2 separate regions of the Homo sapiens genome follow, and region 2 is linked to region 1. Evidence: chromatin loops called from intact Hi-C (ENCODE). Cell type or tissue: Calu3. All regions are shown on one strand. Each heading gives the region's core, and the rest is flanking DNA. Links, peaks and the distances in the headings are about the cores only. Region 1 has its middle 76 kb from the start of CTH. Region 2 overlaps CTH (cystathionine gamma-lyase).

The links. A loop is a pair of places that touch in the nucleus more often than their neighbours do. Peaks named below come from ENCODE experiments on the same cell type or tissue, not always from the same donor. Only the 100,000 strongest peaks of a DNase experiment are listed, where the experiment ranks them.
Region 2: it touches region 1 in a loop (2.4-fold over the local background); 16 of 110 quality-filtered maps call a loop at or near these places.

What each region holds. Positions count from the first base shown.
Region 1 is chr1:70,483,481-70,491,822 of GRCh38, reverse strand. No RefSeq gene overlaps it. Among named protein-coding and RNA genes, the nearest start is that of CTH, 76 kb to the right of the region's middle. In Calu3, for the core only: no CTCF peak of the experiment used is centred there; a DNase peak (open chromatin) is centred at 3,762.
Region 2 is chr1:70,433,398-70,441,739 of GRCh38, reverse strand. It overlaps CTH (cystathionine gamma-lyase), which reads right to left. Exons shown (of 12, transcript NM_001902.6): 9 at 7,791-7,912; 10 at 6,563-6,615; 11 at 2,914-3,052; 12 at 1,889-2,639. The coding sequence ends at 2,613. Among named protein-coding and RNA genes, the nearest start is that of CTH, 26 kb to the right of the region's middle. In Calu3, for the core only: no CTCF peak of the experiment used is centred there; no DNase peak of the experiment used is centred there.

The sequences.
Region 1 (8,342 bases), core at 12-8,011:
CCCTTTTTGTTGTGTTTTTGTCTGGTTTTGGTATTAATATTGGCCCTGTAGAATGAGTTTGGAAGTATACCTTCTTCTTCAATTTTTTGACACAGTTTGAAAAGTATTGGTATTAGTTCTTTTTAAAATGTTTTGTAGAATTCTACAGTGAATTTATCAGGTCCTTGGCTTTGCTTAGATGGGAGAGCTTTTGTTACTGCTCTCATCTCATTATTCATTTTGGTCTTTTCAAGTTTTCTATTTCTTCATGGTTCAATCTGGATAGGTTGTATGTGTGCAGAAATTTATCAGTTTCTTCTAAGTGTTACAATGTCTTGGTATATAAATGTTCATAATACTCTCCAATTATCCTTTGTATTTCTACACTATCAGTTGCAATGTTTTCTTTTTCATCTGATTTTATTAATTTTGGTCTTCTTTCTTTTTTCTTAGGTTTGTCAATTTTGTTTATCTTTTCCACAGGCAACTTTTTGTTTTTGTGATTTTATGTATTTTTTTAGTCTCAATTTCATTTATTTCTGCTCTAATTGTTATTGTTTCTTTTCTTCTACTGATTTGGGGTTAGGTTTGTTCTTGCTTTCCTAGTTCCTTGAGGTGTGTATTAGGTTGTTTATTTGAAGCCTTACTACTTTTTTGATGTTGAAGTTTATTTCTATAAACTTCCCTCTTTGTACCACTTTTTCTGTATCTCATAGCTTCCTGTATATTGTGTTTGCATTTTTATTTGTCTCAATAAATTTTTAAATTTTCTTCTTAATTTCTTCATTAACTCGTTATTCTTCAGAAACATGTTTACTTTCCACATATTTGTCCAGTTTCCAACATTCCTCTTGTTATTGAGTTCTAGTCTTATTCCATTGTGTTCAGAAAAGTTACTTAATATGATTTTGACACTTTTGAATTTACTGAGTCTTGTTTCATGACCTGACATACCTTCAAGAATGTTCCATATGCTGATGAAAAAAATCTGTATTCTGCACCAGTTGGATGAAATGTTCTGTAAATATATGTTAGGCCCTTTTGGTCTGAAGTATAGTTTAACTCCAATGTTTCTTTAATGATTGGTAATCTGTTTATTGCCAAAAGAGGGGTGCTGAAGTTTCCTACTGTTATGTATTGCATCCTATATCTCCCTTTAGATTTTTTAATATTTGCTTTATATATTTGAGTGCTCTGATGTTGAATGCATACATGTTTACTATTTTTACATCATTTTGCTGAATTGACCCCTTTGTCGTTATATAATAACCTTCTGTCTCTTACAGATTTTGATTTAAAGTCTATTTTATGTAATATAAGTAAAACTACTCCTGCTGTTTTATGATTTCTATTTTCATAGAGTATCTTTTATCATCTTTTGTCTTTCAGTCTATATTTTTTTAGAGGTGAAATGAGTTTCTTGTAGGAAGCATATAGTTGGATCTTAATTTTTAATACATTCAGCCATTCTATGTCTTTAATTGGAGAATTTAGTTCATTTACATTTAATGTTATATTGATAGAAAAGGATTTACTACTGCCATTTTGTTACTTGTTTTCTAGTTGTTTTGTAACTCCTGTCTGTCTTCCTTTTCTTACTGTCTTCCTTTGTGGTTAATTGACTTTCTCTAGTACTACGTTTCAATTTGTTGCTTTTTATTTTTAGTGTATCTATTATAGATTTTTGCTTTGTTATTACCATGAGACTTGCAAAAAAATAGTTATAACAATCCTATAGGCCAGGCACAATGGCTTACACCTGTAATTCCAGTACTTTGGGAAGCTGAGGCAAGAGGATCACTTGAGCCCAAGAGTTCAAGACAAGCCTGGGTAACATAGTGAAACTTCATCTCTACCAAAAAAAAAATCAAAAAATGAGGCAGGAGGACTGCTTGAGCCCAGAAGTCGAGGCTGCAGTGAGCCATGATCTCACTGCACTCCCGCCTGGGCGACAGGAGTCAGACCCTGTCTCAAAAAAACAAAAAAAAACAAAACTTATCATTATAACAAGTTATTTAAAACTGTTTTCAACTTAATTTTCATTGCAAATAATAATAATAATAAAGACAAACAATCCTCCCCCAAGAAAAACCTGTACACATTAACTCCCTTCTCCCACAACATTAAAAATTTTTGATGTTACAATTTACATTTTTATATTGTATATCTCTTAACTGATTGTTTTAGTTTTTTTGTTTTTGTTTTTTGAGATGGGGTCTCGCTCTGTCACTCAGGATGGAGTGCAGTGGCATGATCTCGGCTCACTGCAACCTTTACCTCCTGGTTTCAAGCGATACTCATGCCTCGGCTTCCCAAATAGCTGGGATTACAGGCACACACCACCACGCCTGGCTAATTTTTGTATTTTTAGTAGAGATGGGTTTCACTATGTTGGCCAGGTTGGTCTCAAACTCCTGACCTCAAGTGATTTGGCCACCGCGGCCTCCCAAAGTACTGGGATTACAGGTATGGGCTACCGCACCTGGCCATTATTATTTTTAATAGTTTTCTTATTCTTTTAGTCTTTTTACTAAAGATATCCATAGTTGAAACACTATGATTTCAACATTAGTACAACAATCACGTTAGCATCCTTTCCGCTCAGATTGAAGAACTCCCTTTAGTGGTTCTTTTAGGACAATTCTGATAGCAATAAATTCCCTCAGGTTTTGTTTCATTTGTTCCTCTTCATTTCTGAAGGATAGTTTTGCTAGGTACAGTGCTCTTGGTTGACAGGGTTTTTTTTTCTTTTAGCACTCTGAATATATTTCGCTTCATCCCAGCCTATAAGATTTCTGCTGGGAAGCCTGTCGCCAAGTGTATTGGATCTTCCTTACATGTTATTTGCTTCTTTTCTCTTACTGCTTTCAGAATCATCTTTTTGTCTTTGACCCTTGAGAGTTTGGTTATATGTCTTAGGGTAATCTTATTTGAGTTTAATCTGATTGGTGACTTTTGACCTTCTTGTACCTGGATATTTATATCTTTCTCCAGATTTGAAAACTTTTAATTATTATTATTTCAATCTTCCTATTAAATATCTCTGATAAATTTCTGAATTATCTCTATTTTCTTGAAATTTATTGATCTTCCTAAAAACAGCTTTTTTAAATTATTTGTCTGAGAGATCACACATCTCTATCACTCTAGAGTCAGTCTCTGGCACCTTATTTTCTGGGGAGGTCATATCTTCCTGAATGTTCCTAATACTTGTGGATCTGTGACAACGTCTGTGCATTCAGGGATTGGATGTTTATTTTAGTCATTGCAGTCTGGCTTTGTTTGTGCCTGTCCTCCTTCAAAAGGCCTTCCAGGGATTCTAAGTATACTGACTGTATTAGTTCATTCTCATACTGCTATGAAGAACTGCCCAAGACTGGGTAACTTATAAAGGAAAGAAGTTTAATTGACTCATAGTTCCACATGGCTGGAGAGGCCTCAGGAAACCTACAATCATGGCAGAAGGCACCTCTTTACAGGGTAGCAGGAAGGAGAAGAGCAAGTAGGGAAAATGCCAGGCACTTATAAAACCATCAGATCTCATGAGACTCACTAATTATCATGAGAACAGCATGGAGGAAACTGCCTCCATGAACTAATTACCTCCACGTGGTCCCGCCCTTGACACGTGAGGATTATAGGGATAATGGGGATTGTGGGGATTACAATTCAAGATGAGATTTTGAGTGGAGGCAACAGCGAAACCTTATCACTGACTGTTGTGTTTTTTGAGACTGCGGCCATTGCAACCATCTCAACACTAGAGGATGCTCTAAGCCCAGGTTTGCTATGAGTCTCATGAGAAGGTGGCATGGCTTTCTGGCCCAGATAGACCCAGGGAAGACCCAAGGAGGGTATTGGGGCTGTATGGGAATTCTGGCCAAGGTCTTGAGTCCAGAAGACTGCCCTGGTGGCCCAGACATGTATACCTCCCAGCATGCCTCTGCACAGTCAATATGTGTCCTGACTGCAGCGTGAGGGACTGGTGTTGAAACTGGGCCTCTTTGGGATCTGCTGGCAGGCCCAATTCATTGACTGTAATGTGCATGCATCACCCAAAAGGTCCCTACACAACTAGGGTCATTCGTCAAATACAACAGCAGTGGCTGGAGATGAGACTGGGCCCCAATGTGGAAGGGATAGCACGCCTTCCACATTGACTCAGACAGGTATGCATCTCTCAGCATGTGCCTGCACAAACAAGATAGTTCCTGGCTGCAGCAGGAAGGACTAGAGCTGAGACCAGGCCCCCTTGGGATCTGCTATGGGACAGAGGCTAGAGAGCTCCATCTTAACTCAGAGGGGTGGGTGTTGCCCAGCAAGTTACTTTGCAGATGCAGTATTTCCCTGACTGCAGCTGGAGGGGCCAGAGCTGAAACTTGGCCTCCTCAGGTTCTGTTGTGGGATAGAGGCTGGAAAGCCCTGACTCATTGGCTCAGAATGTGCATGTGTCTCAGAAAAACCCTGAACAGATGGAATAGTTCCCTGATTACAGCAAGAGGGGTCAGAGCTGAGACTGTGTTTTGGCAGGAGCTCCTGTTGGACAGAGGCTGGAGAGCTCATCTCACAGGGCCAGAAAGGTGCTTGTCTCCCAGCAGGTCTCAGTTCAGGCAGGATAGCTTCCAAACTCCAGCAGGAGAGGCCAGAACTAAAACTGGGCTCCCTCAGGATCTGCTGTGATGCAGAAGCTGGACAGCCCAGTCTCAGTGACTCAGAGGCAGGTGTGTGTGTCTCCCAGGACTTCCCTGCACAGATGAGATAGTTCCCTGATCGCAGAAGGAGGGCCCTGAGCTGGGACTGGCTCAGGGTCTGCTGTGGGATCAAGGTTGGCAAGCACATCAGGGAGGCTCAGACTACCAGACTGCAAGAGATGGGTAAGTATCCCTCTGGGCCCTTTTATAAGCAGCTCTGAGCTGGGACCTCAGCTGAAGAAGGCTGGGCCAGAGCCATACAGCAACTTTCAGGTTCCATGCCCAGACTGATATCAGCAGGCAGACTAACCTTTCTGCCAAGGAACTAGTGTGCTCAATTCCTTCTGGACCCCTTGGCAGATGGTTTTGGTTGCAGGCTCAAAGCCAAATGGAACTAGAGCCAAGCACCTTGGAGGACTAGGCCACTTCTGGGCTTGAACCCAGGTGCAAACTTGGTGAATCAACCGCTTGACAGCACTGTCAGTCTGGACTCTCAAAACGATCCTTCTAGGTCTTGGACTCCATCAGGGTTTCACAAGCATCTACCTGAATACTGAGGCTCTTATAGAGTGACTTTTAACTATGTCTTGGTGTAGATTTCTTCTTGTTGGGAGGATATAAGAGGGTTACCTTCTATTCCACTATCTTGGTGATGTAATCTGCCTCCATTTTTGCTCATTTTTGTTTGTTTGTTTGTTTCTTTTTGACACATGGTATCATTCTGTTGCCCAGACTGCAGTTTAGTGGAGTGATCTCAGCTCACTGCAACCTCTGCCACCTGGGCTCAAGCAATCCTCCCACCTCAGTCTCCCAAGTAGCTGGAACTACAGGCATGTGTGACCACGCCCGGCTAATTTTTATATTTTTTGTAGAAATGGGGCTTCACCATGTCACCCAGGCTGGTCTCAAATTCCTAGACTCAAGTGATCCGTTCGTCTTGGCCTCCCAAAGCGCTGGGATTACAGGTATCAGCCACCACACCCGGCCCATTTTTGCTCATTCTTATCTTTTCATCAGACATACCACCATCCTCACAAACACCTGCTGGTTGAAATGTTGTTCATATTAGTTTTTTGTTACTGCTGAAATAAATTACTGCAAGTTTAATAGCTTCAAAAACACAGATATATTATCATAAGGTTCTTTAAGTTCACAGTCTTACATGGTCTCACCGGGCTAAAATCAAGGTGCTGCATACCTTTCTGAAGCTCTGGAGGAGAATCCACTTTCTTGCCTCTTCTGGTTTCTAGAGCCTCCTGCATTCCTCAGCTTATGTCCACTTTTACTTTTACTCTGTTCTAAGTCGGCAATGTCATACCTCTGTGATCCTACTTCTGTCTTCTGCTATCACATCACTCTCTGACCACAGCCTCTCCCCGTCTCAAGGTTCTTAACCTTAACCACAAAGTCGAAGTCCCTTTCACCATGTAAGATAACATATTCACAATTTCCAGACATTAGGATATGGACATCTTTGGGGGTCCACTATTCTGCCTACCATACTGCTCATTCATTTGCAGCCATAACATTCTAACGCATAGTTAGTGGAATTATAATTGGGAAATTGGATGGTAGTTCCAAACATACTGAAATTAAATGTATACATTCATTTTAACTCCATGTAACTTCACACCTGTGAAGTGTATGCCACAGAAATACTTAGACATTTATTCATTTAACATACTTAAAATATGTTACACTCCAGGTATTTTTCCAGTTGCTAGGAAAAAAGAGAAAGCCCTTGACCTCAAACCACTAGTGAAAGAAGGCAAAGAATAAGCAAATAAATATGAATTATGTGACATGGTTATAGTAGATACTTTTTTCAGTTGATGAGACCAAAATATTTAGTTTTGCTTGACTCCTGTTTTTTCTTCACACCCCATAACTAATTCATCAGCAAATTCTAATGGTTCTATTTTCAAAATACTTCAGAATCCTACCATCTTATGTGTGCCAATATACATTTACAAAAATGTTTTCCTAAGTAAATCAAGGCACTATTAGCAGATAAATAAGGATGAATGATCAGAAGGAAAAAACAAACCAACAAACAAGATCTCTACTATAACATCTTCTATACCTAACATGTATCAAACACAAAGTCTAGCCAAATAGTTAGCAGTTATAACAATACACTGGCATATTGTAAATTCTTCACAGCTATCTAACAAATTTGTATTGTTGTGTAAATACTTTTTTTGTGTGTGTATGACAGAGTTTTTGCTCTGTTGCCCAGGCTGGAGTGCAATGGTGCAATTTTGGTTCACTGCAGCCTCCACCTCCTGGGTTCAGGCGATTCTCCTGTCTCAGCCTCCCAAGTAGCTAAGATTACAGGCAACTGCCACCATGCCCAGTTAATTTTTTTATTTTTAGTAGAGATGGGGTTTTACCACATTGGCCAGGCTGGTCTCCTGACCTCAGGTGATCCTCTCGCCTCAGCCTCCCAAAGTGCTAGGATTACAGGAGTGAGCCACTGCATCCGGCCTAAATGCTTTTATACTCTACCTGAAGATACATTCTACTCTGATGCTATCTGTTGAATGGGTCATTAAGCCGAGTAGAAGATGGAGAGCAGTATCCATGTCTCCATCAATGGCAGTGTATAAATTGCTGTATGTAAAACTAGACTGAAAATGTGATTTTAGGCTTTCCAGGTATGGGTTATATGGAATCTGACAAAACGCCTCAGCCCTGCCATGATAGCATAAAAGTTGCTATGGACAATACATACACAACTGAGTAGGATATATTCTGATAAAATCCGAGACATCATATCATTTTATCTAGAAAAAATTTTGCATTGCTTTCTAAAAGACTCACTTTTAAAAACATAGTTGCGTTTTTGGTAGACGGCATGCCAGGCCTAGAGTGTGCTGATTGTTGTTTTATTCAAATAACATAATACTGAAAAGCATAAAAGTACACAGTCCAACATGGGTTAAATGCAATTTAATCACATCATGTGCCTTAAATCTTCCTATATTTAAAAGTATGCTGTGAATGCAGTTCAGAACCACTCCAGCCCACATGTGGCCTCTGTTAATATAATCTTTCTTTCTTTTTTTTTTTTTTGAGACGGAGTCTCTCTCTGTCGCCCAGGCTGGAGTGCAGGGGCGCAGTCTCGGCTCACTGCAACCTCCACCTCCCCGGTTCAAGTGATTCTCCTGCCTCAGCCTCACAAGTAGCTGGGATTACAGGGACCTGCCACCACGCCCAGCTAATTTTTGTGTTTTTAGTAGAGACGTGGTTTCATCATGTTGACCAGGCTGGTCTCAAACTCCTGATCTCGTGATCCGCCCGCCTCAGCCTCCCACACTGCTGGGATTACAGGTATGAGCCACCACGCCCAGCTAACGTGACCATCTTTCTAAGGACTTGCTGCTAGAAACCAGAACAGTAAGTGTCACCAAGTAAGAGCAGGCTCTAATCTTCCGTCTAAATGCAAAACAAAAATACATTGGCTCTAATCAAAAGAACGTCCTTTTTGAAGCTCAGTAATTATCTGCAAAGTACTTTATTTTAATGTAATTTCCCAGATGATGAATAGCCTTAGTTGACAATAAGGAAATGTGTTTGAGATTATGTGTACTAATTATTCTGGAATCTGGATTCTTAACTGACTTTTCAGAGTAATAGGATTTAATTCCCGGATATGATGGGGATCATGTG
Region 2 (8,342 bases), core at 193-8,192, 50 kb after region 1:
AAGAGACTGAATATAGAAATGGACAGTGGCCATGCCATATGTAAAATTAGAAATTCGACCCACAACCTGCAGCAAGCTGCCCGAGAAACCAACACCCTCATCAACAATAAACAACCCAGGAGATCAGCCTGCTGTAAGTCAGAATTGCAGGAAACCAGATTGCTTTCTTTAGTGACAATCCAGGAAGCTAAACAATAACTTGTGTAACAATTGGCCCAGAATCGTCAGGAAATGAATGAATGACAGTTTCTTTAATTTTGCCCCTGCTTCCAACTTAGGACCAGAGAAAGCCAAATAAGCACCTTAGCAAATTGCACAGGATGCCCCATCTAGAGGCCAAAGCAACTCCATCTTGGATGCTAATCTGCCCTGTTAGCTTCTGATTAACCCTCATTCCAATTTATCTATTTGAACCTTGTTTAAGAGCAGGTACTTATTGTAAATCCTGCCCTTAGAGTAAGACACCTTGATAAACTCATACATACAGTAAATCCTGCCCTTAGGTCAAACAGCTTTGATGTTATCATAATTGTCTTACAAATTCCTTTTCAACCACTCCTCTCCCTATGGCATAAAAGTCCCAGGTCTTGGGGGTAATTATGCTGGGATCCACCAACTTGCCTCATCACTGCCCAAGATATAGTCACGGCTTCTGTTCCTAAATCCCTATTAAATGTTTCTTTCTAAGAAACTGGGTGCCTCTTTGGCCTCTCAACTTCCTTAGACTTTGATGTAGGATTACACAGACCTGCCCACTGTGAAACACTGACTCCAGTCAACCTGCTTCTGGCTTCCCTATGCCAACAGTCTTCAACCAGGGCATATCTGAAGGCTTCCCTTTTTTCTGCTATAAAACTTTTCCACCCATCTGCCCGCCTTTGACTTTCTGCCAAAACCCAGGTGATGGTGGCTAACTCCCTTGCTATAGTAAGCTAAGAATAGCCTTTCCTTTTCTCATTTGGTTGATCATTTATTTCCACAGCCCTAAGGCCTTGAGATGGCAAGAAATCAGTTCTGGCAGAAACCATAGTGAGATAGGACCTGCCTCAAAATGCTACTGCCTCTAGAGACAGAATTTCCAGACTCAATAGGTATAACTCAAGAGTGTGGATAATATAGAAGAATGTATATTTTTATGTATTCTCCTCCTAAACAGCACTGTTATTCATCAGGCTGTATGATATTATTTTAACCGAAACAAATGGCAATATCAAGATATATTATAAGATGAAAAACCTTTAGTATAAAAACAATTTTTAAGATTTAATTTTTGACTTATGGCTCAGATGATAACTTGCTAACTATACATTCAACTATAAAATAGTCTATTTTATTATTTTTTTTAGAGACAGGGTCTCATTCTGTCGCCCAGGCTGGAGTGCAGTGACGCCAGTGCAGTCTGGAACTCCTAGGCTCAAGGAGATCCTCCACCTCAGCTGTCCAAGTAGCTAGGACTACAAGGACGTACCACCAGGCCCAAAAGATTCTATTTTTAAACATACCTTCTTTTATTCTCAACAAATGCACTATTTCAGATAAAAATATAAAAAGTACTATTTATCTGTAAAACGGTGGCCTTTAACCTACCTTGGATAGGATTTATAACTAATCTGCAAACACTAAGATTTGGGAATAATATTTATTTAATTGAATTTATAAAAATTAACATAAAAGGCTAAGACCTCTAAGAGCAGTAGTTGGGAATTAAAAGGACCCAGGAATATAGGTTAATGTCACATAATGTAGGAATATCACAATGGGATGCATTTGATAATTAGATTTTTTTTTTTTTTGAGACGGAGTCTCGCTCTGTCACCCAGGCTGGAGTGCAGTGGCACGATCTCGGCTCACTGCAAGCTCCTCCTCCTGGTTTCACGCCATTCTCCTGCCTCAGCCTCCCAAGTAGCTGGGACTACAGGCACCCGCCACCACGTCCGTCTAATTTTTTTTGCATTTTTAGTAGAGATGGGGGTTTCACTGCGCTAGCCAGGATGGTCTCAATCTCCTGACCTCGTGATCCGCCCGCCTTATCCTCCAAAAGTGCTGGCATTACATGCGTGAGCCACCGCGCCCAGCTGATTTATTTTTTTAAAAATATTAAGTATAGTCTTAAATCAGTAGAATTTCACAGTAAACTTTTCAAGTATTTGATTTTCGGCTTATGGTAACTAAGTGTAAACCATTGCTTTTAATGTTCTTTTCAATGATATGCAAAAAAATCACACTTGATTTAAGAACATTCGTTTAAATTTAAATTCTTCACAAAACATCAAAAATGAATTACCATTATATTATAAACATGATCAAAATAAATCTTAGACATGAAAAAAGAACATAATCTCCCAAAGTAGCACAAATCTCACCTCCTTCAGAGGCAAACATAGAGCAAAATTAACAAAAAGATATTAACAGAATTGACCTGTAATTATAACATGACATACAGAAAACTTTTTAACAGAGATGATCCCTAAGAAAATTACAGTTATGAAAGATAATGAGGTGCCTTAAAATTTCCGCTTGAAAATTTTGCAAAGGCTCATTGTTGGTCCATTTAATTACTCAGGAAGATTTGATCTTCACAGGAAGCAGCTTCTAATAGCAGCTCTGGAATACTAGCTGTGACTTCCACTTGGAGGGTGCTATAATAACAGTGCACAAGAAAAATATGTTATTAAACATATAGGCCATAGCTTCAACTCCTCAAGAAGTCCTTTTTCTGAATACTACCATCCTTTAAATATGCACTTTGACTGAGCTCCCTATACGTTTATTTATACACCTGGTCTATTACAGGAACAGAAAAGCTTTAGAGTTCACAGTGAGACCACACTTTGTAAATATAGTGACCCCCCATGCCCAAGATAAAGCAGACACACACACACACACACACACACACACAATAATAAGACTTACTGCTGCCTTCAAAGCTTGATCTAGATCTTCCAGTAGGTCTTCCTCATCCTCTAAGCCCACAGAAAGTCGAATCAGTGTGTCACTAATTCCAAGGACATCTCTGTCATTCTTAAGAACTGATGCATGAGTCATGATTGCCCTGAAAGAAGACATGAGCAAATTTTTGATCACTATATTGTGTCAGTGGAGGCATGTTTCTGTCTCATAAACTGCAATTACCCTCAACATTTTTCTGGTCCAAATATCAAATTTTGCATACCCCTATAATTCACAGGCAAAAAAAGAGAAAATTACGAAACTTATCTCTTCTAGCTATGATTTTAAATGAAAAGCAAGATTGTTTTTATCCTGTTTATACCATTGGTAAGATATGCTCAATCCAAATACTGAAAGTGTGTGTCAAGTACCCCCATGCAGTAGGGTAAGGCATAGCCTCCCCAATGTGTATATTTTAATACCTGCCTAAATGAAGTTTGGCCAGAAATCATGTACTCCATGACCAACCTACTGGATTGCTACTTATAAGAGGTCTCTTGGACCAAGAGCCTGTCATAATTAGTTTCCTCTGAATCAATCCAGAGCTAGACCTTCTGAGGCACATCGGAGAAAGATGACCAAGAATCACTAGTAGCAACCAGTAAGCATTCAGAATTCCACAATATAACTCCTGGCATAGAGGCCTGGAAGGATTTTTCAAACGATCTAGCAGCCCATTACCATCATCAACAGATGTAAAGGAAAACCACCCATAATATGTCAAGCACTGCAGTAAAAATTGGGAAACCAAGAAGAATGAGATATTTTCTTTAACCTAAATAACAAAGCAGGAGGTAAAAGCGATGACAATTCACAAAACAAAATAGTCTATATAAACAATGCCAAACAAGTATAGACAAAAAGACTGCCAAGTTCCAGGGAAGGAGAAATTTCTGTGAAGAATAATGGAGGAGAGGTTTAGCATCTTACTTAACCCCAGTATGTGTATTACAACCAACACTCTTCCTTTCCCTGCACACCACCAGCAAAATCAATACCTAAGCTGCTTTCTCCTCTCTTACATGAGAGCCATGGGGAAAAAAAAATCTCAGCTGTGGTCTGAGTGATGGATATCTTCCTTTGTCACTTTACTAAAGTGTTGTTTAGATACAAACATCCATCTTAAAATGTTCTGCCCTGGGAGACTCGTAATTCCTTAAAAGAGTGTGTACATGTAGAAATAAGAACTCAGGTCTCAGAGACCAACAAACTTGGGTATGAATCTTAGCCCTTCCACATACTGCCTATGTGGCCTTATAAAAGTTACTCATCCTCAGTGCCTATTTCCTTATCTGAAATAATAATAGATGCATCTACTGTGTGCTTACCATGAGACAGATACTCTACTAGGTGGTTTGTGTGCATTAATTCATTTTTTTAATGAATAAAAATTGGATATAACACCTGTCTTAAAGGTTTGTCACAGACATTAATTTGAAGGAACATGTATAAAGCACTTCTAAGCACTTGGAATGTAGTAGAGATGTCTAATAAAAGATAATAGTTCATAGTAGGTGCTAACGTTTATTGGGTACTTAGTATGAACGAAGGCATTAGCTTAGGGATTTTTTTCCCCATGTTCTCGCAACAAACCTAAGAGCTATGTAGAGTGTTGTCCACATTTTAAAATTGAGGAAATTGAGATTTAGGGAGGATGAGTAACTTTTCTAAGGTCACAGAGTTACATGTGTTGTGAGGCTGGGAGACTAAGCTAATACACATTAGCTTCACTTCCTTCCTCCCATATTGCAATGCTGCACTAGTAGCAGCAGAGTTGGGAGACACAGAATGAAGGGTGATAGAACAGACAAGCCCTGACCTAAATCCACTCATCCTCTGGCATCGGGGTTATAGCCTAAACCAGAGTGTCTGGGGGCCAAGCAACTTTAAACAAAAATCCCTAAATAAATCAGGAGAGATTTATTTTAAGACAATTTTTTAAACAAGAGAGTCTTAACGTAATACACATTTCATTACTGTGAAAAACAAACCCATTTCACATGCTGAGTGTGCCCTCTTGTGCATCCAAACTTACTAGCAGGCATCTTCCGGAAAGACTAACAAAAATCTGCGTTACATGAATTATTTCAAGTCATTATTTAGACATCTTTTTTTTTTTTTTAACTTGGTGAGACTGCCTGACTTTTGGTCTAACTGTAAACTCCTATACAAAGACAGAAAATAGGCCTAAACTTTGGTGGGACCTGACATTTCTCCACACAATGCTTGCAAAACAAGTTATTCCATAAATGTTTATAAAAATGAAGACACAGAAATACACCGTATACATTTAGTACAGTTAAAAATAGTTAGGTTATGATGTTGACTTAACCCTGCAGTAATTACAACATATGGTCATAGTAGCATATAATAAAGGTAATATATATATCAGGAATGCTTGGGGGGACAGGTAATCAATAAATGATAATCATTAATTTTTTGTTGTTGTTTTGGTTCTTTTTTGAGACAGAGTCTCGCTGCATCACCCAGGCTGGAGTGCAGTGGTGCGATCTTGGCTTGCTGCAACCTCGGCTCACTGCAACCTCCATCACTTGGGTTCAAGCGATTCTCGTGCCTTAGCCACCCAAGTAACTGGGATTATAGGTGTACACCACCACACTCGGATAATTTTTTTTTTTTTTAGGAGAGACAGGGTTTCACCATGTTGGCCAGGCTGGTCTTGAACTCCTGACCTCAAGTGGCCCACCTCGGCCTCCCAAAGTACTGGAATTGCAGGCGTCAGCCATTGCACCAGGCCGAAAATCATTAATTATTAATCTCATTTTATGTGTTAAAAAATGGAAGTTTAAAGGTTAACTAATTGGTGGAAGCAGATCTCAAATCTAGATCCAAGCACCTTTTACCTCCCCTCACTGTTTCTGATGCAAATCCAAGAGTGAAGCTGCGAACACGTTCCTGTGTGACACTTGAGTCAATCAGCTCAACTTTCTGGATCTTTGTTTCCTTGCCTGTAAAATAAGCTGCTGGACTGTATGATCTTAGACTGCTTCTTGTACCAATATCCTCTGATGCTTTGAAAAAACTAGATGAATTGATTGGGTTAGATACTGAAGGGCCTGGTACCAAGTTAGGGTTTGGATTTATCTTGTACACAACATGAAGACATTAAAGGTTTATCCTACAGAGAACAGAAAACAAAAGATTTGACAGTATCTAGTAGGGCTGTTCTCCAACAATCAAGGGCATGGAGGAGTTTCATCAGAGACACATTTTCTGTTTCCCAAAGAGCCTTGAAAACAGCTTTTCTAGTACAAAGTCTCCAATCCCCTCTAAGGCTGAGTAGGGTAGAACATGTGGCCCTTGCTTAGAGGTCAGAGATCAGAGATCCTAGAATACAGTTACTGCTGGAATCTCTTTTTGACAGAGCAGGGAAGGAAGCAACATTTGGGAGGACACCGCTCACTAACAAGAAGCCCTCCATGAGATTTTATCAGGGTCTCCATCTTGACAGGGTTAGAGTCCATTCTGATTAATGTCCTGCTATTCTTATTGTTAAATATCTTGAATTATCCCTGACCTTATCATATTTCTTTCCCAATCATTAAAGCTGACATCAAATTTAAAATACTGAGAAAAACAGAACTATACTTACGGAAGCTCAGCAAGGCTTTCGAATCCTCCCAAGCTCTCGGCCAGAGTAAATAGCTATAGCAAAGAAAACATGAATTTAGATTTTCTAGTAAAATAAAAATACTAAAATCTAAAAATAAATGTTTTTAGGCCAGGCACAGTGGCTCATGCCTGTAATCCCAGCACTTTGGGAGGCCAAGTCAGGCGGATCACCGAGGTCAGGAGTTCGAGACCAGCCTGGCCAACTAGTGAAACCCCATCTCTACTAAAAATACAAAAATTAGCTGAGCATGGTGGCACGCACCTGTAATCCCAGCTACCTGGAAGGCTGAAGCAGGAGTATCACTTCAACCCAGGAGGTGGAGGTTGCAGTGAGCCGAGATCATGCCACTGAACTCCAGTCTGGGCAAAAGAGTGAAACTCTGCCTAAAAAAAAAAAAAAAAAAAAAAAAATTATTGCATTTGAGACTTTGCTCTGTGGTTACCACTTAAATAAAAAAATCTCTAAATGCTTCCCAAGTTATACATACTTCCTTGTTAATATATATCACTTATGAAATACATCCTTTAAATCCCTGCTGGAATAGGGGAAAAAAAAAAAACCACTGTTTTTATGTTGAGTGTGATAGTGTCATAAAACTTTACAAATGTTTTAAAAGTTACTTTGGTAAATGTATTAAATTAAGGTGACACCAGGAACACTTTGACTAATCTGGCAGCTTTCTGTTAATCTATTCTGTAGTATATAAACTGCATGAGCTCAAGGTTAAGCCCAGTGTATGGAGTTGGACAGGCCTCTTGCTCAAGGCCCCTGAGAGCCTCCTCCTGGCTTTTTGAAAATTAGACAAAGGCCTCACCCCAGTCAGATGCAGCTTAGGAGGCACAGGGTTTGGAAAGCCATTCACAGGATGGATTTTAGAACAGCCCTTGTGCAGTGCACTAACTGCACACTACTTCGAGGTTTTACCTATTTCATCTGAAAAAAGGGGTTCACTTTTAAATAAATGCATTAGAATACTCTGTGTCTCCAAACTGATTGTAGTATGTGGAGAGTTAAGTAAGTGAACATATTTAGATGTCTGCTACATTGTTGTTTAAGTTGTTTTCAACCCAATGCATTTCATGATAAAGAGGTTTATGAGTGTAACCTGCAGATACAAAAACATTATCTGGCTTGAGTAGAAGTGAGAGATAGTGAACTGCTGTAAGGCCTTACCTCCTACAATTTTAAACCTATTTTGTAAGTTTACCTTTAGGTTCTTGAGGAAAATCTCAGCATGCTGAAGAGTGCCCTTAATATAAAAGGTGACCATCCCTGTACAACCTGTACACTGACGCTTCACCAACTCATGCTGTGGATGAGAGGGCAGCCCTGTAATCATAAGGTATCATAAGTCTTATTTTAGAATTAAACATGTAATTTTTGGGGGGGGAGGGTGGTATTTTTCACTGTCTACTTAACTGCAAATAAGCCTAAGACGAGGATTATGCCATGCTCACATCTGACTACTTGCTTGGGCCCCTATCTCTCCAGCTTCATGTTGCCTCATCTTTTCTACCCTCTTCAGCTTTCTTTATGCCAGCACCACTGCACTCCCTTTCATCTCAGGACCTTTGCACATGCTGTCCCTTCAACCTGGACTTCCCTTGTTAATTATATCCTGTAATTTCTTGCTTAGTATCTGTCTTAGCCACCAGAGTTGCTCCATGAGGGCAAATCCATTTCTTTTGTTACTAATTGGATCCCAGTTCCTAGTGCAAAGCCTGGCTCATAGCTGGCGTTTAATAAAAATTTCTTGAAT